2 separate regions of the Mus musculus genome follow, and region 1 is linked to region 2. The links are chromatin loops, found by intact Hi-C in ENCODE. Cell type or tissue: heart. All regions are shown on one strand. Region 1 overlaps Cnksr3 (Cnksr family member 3). Region 2 overlaps Cnksr3 (Cnksr family member 3).

Region 1 (5,000 bases), 69 kb before region 2:
GCAGACCTTCCTAATGATCTGATTGCCACTGGAGCTCCTTAGAAGGTTTGTGGCTCTGTAGATAATGATCATTCCTGGTGGAAATTGTGTAGCTACAATGTTTTAGAAGCCAATAAGCCTCTCTTAATTTTCTTGTAACAACAGATTACCTTATGTGGGCCTCCATTCTATTTCCTTACAGACTCCCAGAGTTAGAGAGTGGCTCAGTGTGGCAGGGGGCGCTCAGCTAGGCACACCCATATTCTGCTTGATTAACTTGATTATTTATTTATTTCTTATTTTTTTATTGTCCAGTTGAGACTCGCTTTCACCTCCAATGTCGACAGTCTTGTCTTTGGTTCTTGAGATGGTTCAGGATGGTCTCAGGCGATCAATCAACTCAAGGCCTGCCAGGTGAAAACCTTTGGCTTGCTCGGCTGCTGCCTAAGGTTAGCCCTGGAAGTCTCAGAGCAAGAGTGGGGATTGTGTACAGGTAGAGCTTGTCACTGTTGCTGGGGTGGAGGATACATCAGAGGACTGTGGTTAATTACCTGCTATAGAGGCGTAGTTAAGCTATATTCCGGAGAGAAAATACATTACCTAATTCACCCCGGTCTCTCTGTCTGTTCGTCTCCTTCCCTCTGCTCAGTCTTCCTCCTGTTTCTTAACCCCATCCCGGTCTCTCTGTCTGTCCGTCTCCTTCCCTCTGCTCAGTCTTCCTCCTGTTTCTTACCCCCATCCCGGTCTCTCTGTCTGTCTGTCTCCTTCCCTCTGCTCAGTCTTCCTCCTGTTTCTTACCCCCACCCCGCCTTCTCTGTGGCTGCTGCAGTATTGCACAGTGGTTATGTGCCGGGTGTGCCAATTTGGCATAGTAGCTGCAGACATTCTTGTCCTTACTCATTGTCCCCATATTCTTGTCCTTACTGTCCCCATCTGTATGTGGCACGCCACTCAGGCCGCACAGTGCTTTAAGTTGGACTCATGGGGTCACTGTGGCTTGTGCTGAGTGTCGAGTGAGGCACTCAAAGGGCTTCTTAGTATGCTGCATCTCTGTCCTGGCAGAGCCAGCTCACTCTTTCAACCGGACAGCGTCGGTTTCACAGTGAACAAGGATACCCTACCCTTCATGGATAGTAAGTCATATCTCAGAGAGCAATGGGAGAGAGAATATCAGGTCATATTGACTTCCTGCTGTGTGCTGAGCCACTGAGAAGGGAGGCCAAGCCTACCTCTTAGCATCCTCAAGGAGAAGGGGGGAACGGTCAGTGACTTCTTAAATGCCTTCTCTCAGTTCTTCCATGAATGTCCTGAGACTTGACGGCTGCCTCTCTTGGTGGGCAACGCACTGAACGCCCTCAACAGCAGAGGGGAGGTAGGCACTTCAGGTGCCCTGCAAGGCCATATTTTCTGGCTTTATCTGAGTCAGTACCCAAGACTCACCCACTTCCTGCTTCACCAAGGCTCTTGATAACCGGTGCTTGTGACAGCAGCATTTGGGTGCGTCCATTGTGTGACAGTGGCATTTGGGTGTGTCTATTGTGTAGTATGCACAACGCTGAGTAATGGCCCTGAAAGAGCAACCTCACATGGAAGATGTTCACCCTCGACAAACTCAAGTAAGGAAGCCAGCCAACAAGTCATTTCGTAAGAGCAGCGCCTATAAGCCCTGTGGGAATGGCTGCCAGCAGAGAATGCCAGTGGCCACTGCACCTCAATTACCAGAGTCACATCCCTCCCTTCCCAAGTCACAGAACCTTGCCAGCTTTTCAAAGGACTGTTTATGCAAAAGGGAGTTGCCTTGTTCTTACCAGCATCCCTCCTGGTGTCAGAGGCACCAGCCTCGGGGAAGGGGAGAGTTTCAGGGCTAGGTGAGTGTAAGAGTGAGTGAGTACTGAACTGACAGAAATAACCCAAGCTTGCAAGATACAGTGCCCAGGCTTGGGGTTTACTCTGGGAAGCTTGAGGTTCCGTGAAGAGCTTAAATGTAGCCCCGTTTGCCTGTCCACAGCAGACTTAGATGTTCTGTAAGGCATCTTTGATTGAAGTGGTGGCCTCCAGAGCAGGATTTCAGCTATGATTTCCCATAGAGTGGGAAACATCTCAACAGCCATCTCCCCACAACCCCCCACTTTTCTCGCTCTGTGTGTGTGTGTGTGATGTATGCATGTATGTGAGTGAGATCATGAAGGACAAAGAAGGTCCAGTTAGTGGAGGCACATTGGTATCAGGGAGTGCTAGGATTTAAGTCTTTTTTAAGTCTCTGAACTGTAAGCCTACCTGTTAGGAAGACTGGGTTTTTCTTGACTTTGGGAAATGTAAGAAAGGGTACTTTTTCTGTGGCTGGAAGTCCAGCCCTGTCATCTCCCCACCACTATGATTTTGAGAAGTGATGGATGCCTAAATCATCCACCCCAAATGCTGTCTTATAGCTGGGCAGTGGTGGCTAATGCCTTTAATCCCAGCACTTGGGAGGCAGAGGCAGGTGGATTTCTGAGTTCGAGGTCAGCCTGGTCTACAGAGTGAGTTCCAGAACAGCCAGGGCTACACAGAGACACCCTGTCTCGAAAAACAAAAAACAAACAAAACAAAAAAGTGAATACATTGTTGCATTTTACAGTACAAAGGGACTGTTACCCTAGGGGTTACATGACCAGATGGAGCGGTGGACCTGAGATTAGGACCACCCCATGTTCAGGATATTTCTCACTGGGTCATTCCCCATTTCCCAACTGTGTTCGTTGCTCTCCCTGTCCCTTGGCCCTAACCCCTGTAAAGTCCTTCCCACAGAAGCATTTGTGCGGGAGGGAGGGACTTCCTGTCCTTCAGCCAAGATGCCTGGGCGGTTAAAGGTGTGGATGCAGCCTTGCATACTTAGCTTCTGGGAGCAGAAAGAACCACCTTGAAATTTCCATGGCCTTGGAGGAAACAGGATGAAGGATAGGAAACAGCTGCCAGGGGCGCTGAGGCAGAGGTGCAGCCTCACATAGCGCTCAGCAACCAGGGATGTCAATTGGAAGGCCTCTGATTAAACGGTCGGTCTGGAGCTGTGGAATGTGATTTGTTTTCAGATGTTGGCCCCTCCCTGCCTTTGTTCTTCAGTTGCCTGTAGACTTTATTCCTACTTTTTAAATGATCAGAAGTGCTTTCTTTAAAAATTAAAAAAAATAACAATAACATTGTTTTGTGTGTGTGTGTGTGTGTGTGTGTGTGTGTGCACCTTTGCATGCATGTGGGAGTCACCTGACATCTTCTCAGGCCTCAATTGTCTGCTTCCACCATGTGGGGCCCAGGAATTGAGTTCAAGTCCCCAGGTATAGCAGCATTTGCTTTTGCCTGCTAAACCATCTTGTATACCCATGGGTTCTTTCTTGTAAAAACAACATAGCTGCAGATAGGCTGGAAAAGACAGCCCCCTTCCCTCCCTGCTAATCCCCATCTGAGAACAAGCCGCCCAGACATCCCTGTGCCCACTCCCACTCACCCATGCATCACTGTTGTCCTTTGTAGAAACAGATTGATGTGTAGCTTGCATCTGACCCTGGGCTACTTTTATGCTGCACTCTGTCTTAAAGCTCTCCCCGTCACCATATTTAGATGAACCTAAATCATTTTAGAGTATCTAATTAACTTTATCCATAATTTGGATGTCTGTGTGGCGATCTAGATGCCTCTCTGAAGCAGGTGGGGGCCCACCTCATGCGCACAGGGGACTCGATGTTTTATGGCAGGCTGGCTGGCACCTGGCAGAGACTCTTGGGTCAGTTTGACAAGGGGGAACAGACCTTCTGCAAGAGATTGAGCCTCATGCCAGTTCTGCCCAAAATGTCCACTGATTTGTATGCCAGGTTATTATGTGAAAGGTGGCTTGAGGGCCATCCTTGAGATCTGCGTGGAGCATTGGGAATGTAGGGAATTGTTCTCCCCAAGACTGCTTCATACAACTCCTTAAAGAGAGATTGCTCAAGGGGGTTGGGGATGGCTCGGTGATGACGTGCTTGTCTAGCAGGATTTAAGTCTGATCCAGCACCTACACACAATGGCATGGCAGCAGATTCTTGTAAAACAGCACTAGGGAGGGAGAGACACTGGTATCCCTGGGGCCTGGTGTCAAGTCAGTTGAGCCTGTTGGTTAGCTCCAGATTCAGTGACAGACTGTCTCAAAAACTCAGGTGGAGAATGGAAAGGAAGACACGTGACATCAAAATTTGATCTCATGTACACAGACATGGACATGTGCACACACAGATATACAGACATACACACATAGACACATTCACAGACATGCATATATACAGGTACATTCAATTGCATGACATACACAGACACACAGACACATATACACAAAGATACACACAAACACAGATATACAACAAACACATACAGACACACATGTATACACAGACACAGACACATGTACACATATACATAGCCACATATACATACATACATACATACAGTCATACAAACAATACACACATGTATATACACAGACACAGACGCACACAAACACACACATACGCACACACACAGTGTGGGGAGAGGGAGAGCAAGGTAACTCTTTTCTGTTTTGTTGCTGAGAAGTGGGACCAAGGATGGGAGCAGGAAACAGGACTGAGCGTTATATCATCACTGTCGGGGCTAAGACATCGTGGGAAGCATCTGATGACAAATTGTTAAAACTGCCTGTGTACTTGAGTTTGCCAAGCGCCAGCAGACCTGAACTTGACATTTCTGGCTACACCCTGACATGTAATGACAATTATCCCTAGAGTAGCAGTTGCTGTTGGAATGCTGTCATGACCTTGGTCCTTGTTGCTGAGACAGAGAGGCTCCATGCCTTCTCAGCTTTACAGTTTGCAAGCCACCTGCTGTCGTTCTTCTCCTTCCATGCTTTGGAGGTACACAGGATCTGTGGCCTTGTTTCTTTTCAGAATAGCAAAACACAGACATGCATAAAACCATGGTGTAAGGGTGATGCCATTATAAAGATGATGTCATTATGAAGATGATGTCATTATGAA
Region 2 (5,000 bases):
CAAGTGTGTATATATGTATGTATGTGTCTGATGTGTGCATGTGTGTGGTGTCTGTGTGTGGTGTGTGAGAGTGCATGCATGCTTGTGTGTGTTTGTGTTTTTTGTTTGTGGTGTGTGAGAGTGTGTGTGCTTGTGTGTGTGATGTTTGTGTGTGAGTGTGTGCTGTATGCATGCTTGTGCATTTGTGTGTGTTGTATGAGTGTGTGTGTGTGTGTGTGTGTGTGTGTGTGTGTAAATACATAGGTGCCAGAATGGTTGTTGAGACTAGAGGGCAACTTCGAGGAGTTGGTTTTTTAATTCCACCACGTGGGTTTCAGGAATTGAACTTGATAGTAAGTGTCCACACACACTGAACCATTTCACAAGCTTATATTTTCTTTTAAAGGACAGTTCTTAAAATGGGTTTTCAGCTTGATACCCCAAAGCCTTTGATGGGGAGGTCAGTGTACCTTGAGAACATCTCAAGGTACTTCATCACCCCAGGGAACAGTGTGTGGCTTCATTTTGTGGATTGTCTAATAACCAGGGAGGCTCTGTCTGTAGCTACAAACAGATGCTCATCTTTTTCAAGTCTTTGTTTTGCCTTATCCCTTGCTATGGGCTACTTAGGTTACACGTTGGTGAAGAATTTGTCTATGTTCTTCCTGTGTCCTGAGGATTAACTCAAAAGGGCGAGCATAACTAACCCAGAAGAGAAAGAAGAGTTAAGACAGTACAGCACTCAAGTTGTGGGGCGGCCCTTGCTCGATGCTTCGATGCTTCGAGCCATGTTTACAGTAAGAGCGAGTGGGTATGGCCTGCAGAGGACCACCCATTGTGAGAAGTGTCTTCTAGTCAGGCCTCACTTCCCAAAGGCTCTCAGCACAGTGCAGCCACTGAGGATACACAGTCAGTACATAAGTTGGCAGTGGAGACGTGTTGGCATTTCTCATCGAACCATCATAACGCTGATGGCAAACCCCTGTGGTTCTCTTTGGAGGGCCAAGCCCTTCATAGGTCTTTGCAGGGCAGAGAGCTGGGTATGCATGTGTTTGGTGGCAGTGTGGTGTTAGATCTGGGGGTTCTTGTCCTGATAGTTTGTCTTTGCTTGAAAACAGGGGAAGATGCCCTCTGCCGGTACTTCAGCAATGAGCGGATCACACCCATCACTGAAGAAAGTGCCTCTCCTATGTACCGGTTCTCTAGACCCCTGACTGAGCGGCACCTGGTCCGAGGTGCGGACTACATCCGAGGGAGCAGGTGCTACATCAACTCCGACCTACACAGCAGTGCCACCATTCCATTCCAGGAGGAAGGTTCCAAGAAGAAATCAGCCTCCTCATCGGCCAAGGCGTCCTCTGGGGAGCCGTCGCTGCTGGTCAGCTGGCTGACTCGCCTCAAGCTGTTGACTCACTGAGGTGGCTGCTCCACCAGCTTCCTGCCTGTCTCCTGCTAGCAAGTGCCTTCTTCCTCAGTGGACAGCTTCTTTAGACTCCTTCCACAGTGCTCCGTGGCAACTTTACTTCATTCCATTTTTTTTAAGGTTGTATACTGTTGTTCCTGGAGTGTTCAAGTCAACCAGAGGGCATCAAATCCAGTGGATCTTAGGTGCCATCTGTGGAGGCAGAAGGAAGGACAGACATGGCACAGCCTGCCTAGTTCTGCCGTCCCACTGTGGGAACATGGAGACATGCTCTTTAAAGTGTGGTGTTGGTCAGACAACTTAATGTCAGGAATTGGCAAAATTGTTCACTTTTGTTTTCTTGGACAGCGGGGACTGAAATTGATGGGTTTTGTCGCATAGATAAAACCCATAGTCAGTTTGTGGTCCAACTTCTGCATCTGAAAAAGCCAAAGGAGAAAAGCCTTTGCTTTGATTTTTAAAGCTATAGAACATATTTATAAGTATGGCAGCGTCCGCCACAGAATGATGTGTGTGAGGCTCTTTGTAGCAGGGCTTTCTTTACCTACAGATCAGCTGTTACCCGCGCCCAGCCACCCCCCCACCCCCCTTTCAGTAACAGCCTCCATGTAGGTGAGCCAATACACAAATTCACGAGCACGCTTTGATGGAACTTAGCATATGCAAAGAAGTGTGTGCTTTTTGTGAATGGTGTTGCAGTTGTATATGGGAAAGGAGCTATAAGATTTGCTGACAGCCAAAGTGTATTGTTCAGGAAGCAGAAGCAACCAGAGTTAGAGTTATGAGGCATTGGTCAGTTTGCAGTGTTGATCTGTTTGATGTCTGTGTTCGAGGGGGGGGGGGGGAAACCTACAGTCCTTCCCAGGTGTACACATTTTTGCTAATTAGAAATATCTTGGAAAGCCTCATCGTCACTGATTTTCAACTAGGATCAGGTATTTTGAAAATGTGTGTCTGCATATTAACTCTTGTTTAAAACTGAATGTACAATATTTTGCTAGAGTGGAAAAAGCCCTATCTTGTTAATTTAAGTGTTTTAAATAGAGTTGTATATTTTTCTTACTCTTAGTCACACATAATTGAAATGTTTCTGTTTTGTGTCATATGTGAAACCCAAGGAAAAAGAGTATTCAACGTGGTTTCAGATTTACAAGTGACCCACTCCTGGCCGTTGGCAGTGTGGGCACTTATATTAAAGACGGAAATAAATTCTTCCAAGCATTTGGGATTTTATGAATTTGTGGTAGAGGAGCGAAAGAAACAAACGTAAATGACACTACAGAAAAGAAATGTTCCAAGGTATTCCTAGGCAGAGCTGAAGCCCAGCGTCCACATACTTCACCACTGGGATTGTCCAGTGACCTGCCTGAAGTGCAGTGCGCAGGATGACTGGAGTTAGTAAGGCCTCCCCTCCCCCCATCTTAAATGCCTCTGTGGCAGTGTTAAGGGGCACAGTAGCCACCTCTGCCAGTGTCATTGTTTTTACACTTACAACAACATATTCCCAGCAGTGTCTGGGGCACTTCAAGAAACTAATCTGTTGGCTGGGGGTGGGGGGTGGGAGGGCAGCCCCCACAAACAGGATTGAAGAGGCTTCTGTGGTGATTCATTCAGTATATAGCGCATGCCTGTGAGCAGAGTACAGGAAAGGGCAAGGAAGGAGCTGTGTTCCAGGAGCGTTGGCCCCTGCCAGTTTCCTGTTGACCTGGGCTCTGTGCCCAGACACGATGCTTGCTTTGACTCTCTGGTCTGGAAGATGGTTACAGTCCCATTGCTTAATGGTGTGCAGAGCTTCGGACAGCATGGTTAGTGTGATGGGCACTTTTCTCTGCAGATGTCTCTTCTAAATTGAAGGAGCGTCCTAAGAATGGATTCTCAGAACTCAGACTTAACTCTTGTCTGCAGCGCTCAACTCAAATTATTACACCAGATGGTGCCTCCCTCCCACACTCTTCCTGGAAGCTCTGGGGGAAGTCCAGGGAAAGTTCTGGCTTCCTCTACAGCCTCCACAATGTCTCTTTTCTTTGTATTTTCGTCTGAGGTTTTTACCTGAATTATGTTTAAAAACTCTATCGCTGCTAAAGGATTTTGTAAAACTCTGCTTTTGAAATATATAGCAACAGCTAATAGTAGTTCCTCAAAATGGGGAGATATCTTGGTATATAAAGAGCTTGCTGAACAAGGAAAGCGCCAGAGTTTGGATCCCTCCGATCCCTGCAGGTGTGGTAACTCTACACCTCCTGCACTCCCAGGCTGTCAAGATGAGGGATCCCAGGAGCAGGCTGGTCGGCTAGACTGGCTGGAGTCTGCAAGTTCTGGGTCAGTGAAAGATCAGCTTTCAGTATGTACGATGGAAGGGCAGCCAAGGAAGGAACTCGGTGTCTGTGCGCACAGGTCTGCACATGCATGTGTGCGCACAGGAACTTCCTGGTGACTTCCTAGTCCTGTCCAACCTGACCCTACCCCATCACCCCCCATACACACTTTTGTTGTTGTTGTTGTTGTTTGTTTTTTGAGACATGGTTTCTCTATATAGCTCTGGCTGTTCTGGAACTCATTCTGTAGACCAGGCTGGTCTTGAACTCAGAAATCCGCCTGCCTCTGCCTCCCAAGTGCTGGGATTAAAGGTGTGCGCCACCACTGCCTGGCTTCATCCCCCCCCCCCTCCCCTTTAAAGAAATGTTTTTCACTTAAACATTTTTAAATTCTATTTTATTTTGTGTTACTTTAAACATCTTAAAGATTTATATGTTTAATTATGTTCTCCTTCCCCAAGTCCTTCTAGATCTTCTACCCACTCCCTACCTACCCAACTTTAAGTTCTTTCTCAAGGAACAACAACAACAAAAATACAAAAACAAAAGCTCCAAACAAAAAAAACAAAAACACAATCATAAACCAAAAAAAGAAAATCAATAACAAATGAACCCAACCCACCACACTGTAGTCAAATAAAAGTGTCCACACACACACACCAAAACCTGTAGAGTCCACTGTATGTTTGCCAACTACTCCTGAACATGAAGCCTGTCCAAGTGTCACTCTTGGAGAAAACTGATTGTCCCTGTCCCAGCAGGTAAGAATGACAGTGGCTAGGTTTTCCATTCATTCATTCATTCATTCATTCATTCTTTTTTTTTTTTTAACAAAATATGATTTAAGTTAAAAACTATCACATCAAATTTGGACAAGGCAAAGCAGCAGAAGGAAAAGAGCCCAGAGAAGGTACAAGAATCAGAGACCCACTCACACTCAGGAATCCCATAAAAACACTAAGCTGGAAGTCATTATGTATTTGCAGAGGATCACTGCAGACCCCTCCAGGCCCTGTGGGTTTGTATGAGCTTTGCTCACATTGATTTAGACTTAGAGGATCTTGTTTTGCTTAAAGTCCTCCTTGTTTTATAACATCACGACAATCACCAAATGCAATCATGGATGATAGTAGATGCACACATAAAAGCATTTGCCAGGTAGTATGTGATAGGATGTCACAGCTGGAACATAAAGAAGTAAATCATAAATAGTTCAATATGTAACTGCTCCAGCCAGATGTTATAATCAAACAGTGGTACTAGAGATGTAGCTGAAAATTTTA

The links. Hi-C counts contacts between places; a loop is a spot of excess contacts. Peaks named below come from ENCODE experiments on the same cell type or tissue, not always from the same donor. Only the 100,000 strongest peaks of a DNase experiment are listed, where the experiment ranks them.
Region 1: a loop joins it to region 2, with 2.9 times the contacts of the local background. A loop is called at or near these places in 1 of 42 quality-filtered maps.

What each region holds. Positions count from the first base shown.
Region 1 is chr10:7,185,948-7,190,947 of GRCm38, reverse strand. All of the region lies in intron 1 of Cnksr3 (Cnksr family member 3), which reads left to right. Among named protein-coding and RNA genes, the nearest start is that of Cnksr3, 24 kb to the left of the region's middle. In heart, no CTCF peak of the experiment used is centred here; a DNase peak (open chromatin) is centred at 2,877; H3K27ac peaks cover 961 bases.
Region 2 is chr10:7,116,684-7,121,683 of GRCm38, reverse strand. Cnksr3 (Cnksr family member 3) reads left to right here. Exons shown (of 13, transcript NM_172546.2): 13 at 1,098-2,622. The coding sequence ends at 1,396. Among named protein-coding and RNA genes, the nearest start is that of Cnksr3, 93 kb to the left of the region's middle. In heart, no CTCF peak of the experiment used is centred here; DNase peaks (open chromatin) are centred at 1,275 and 3,103; H3K27ac peaks cover 1,157 bases.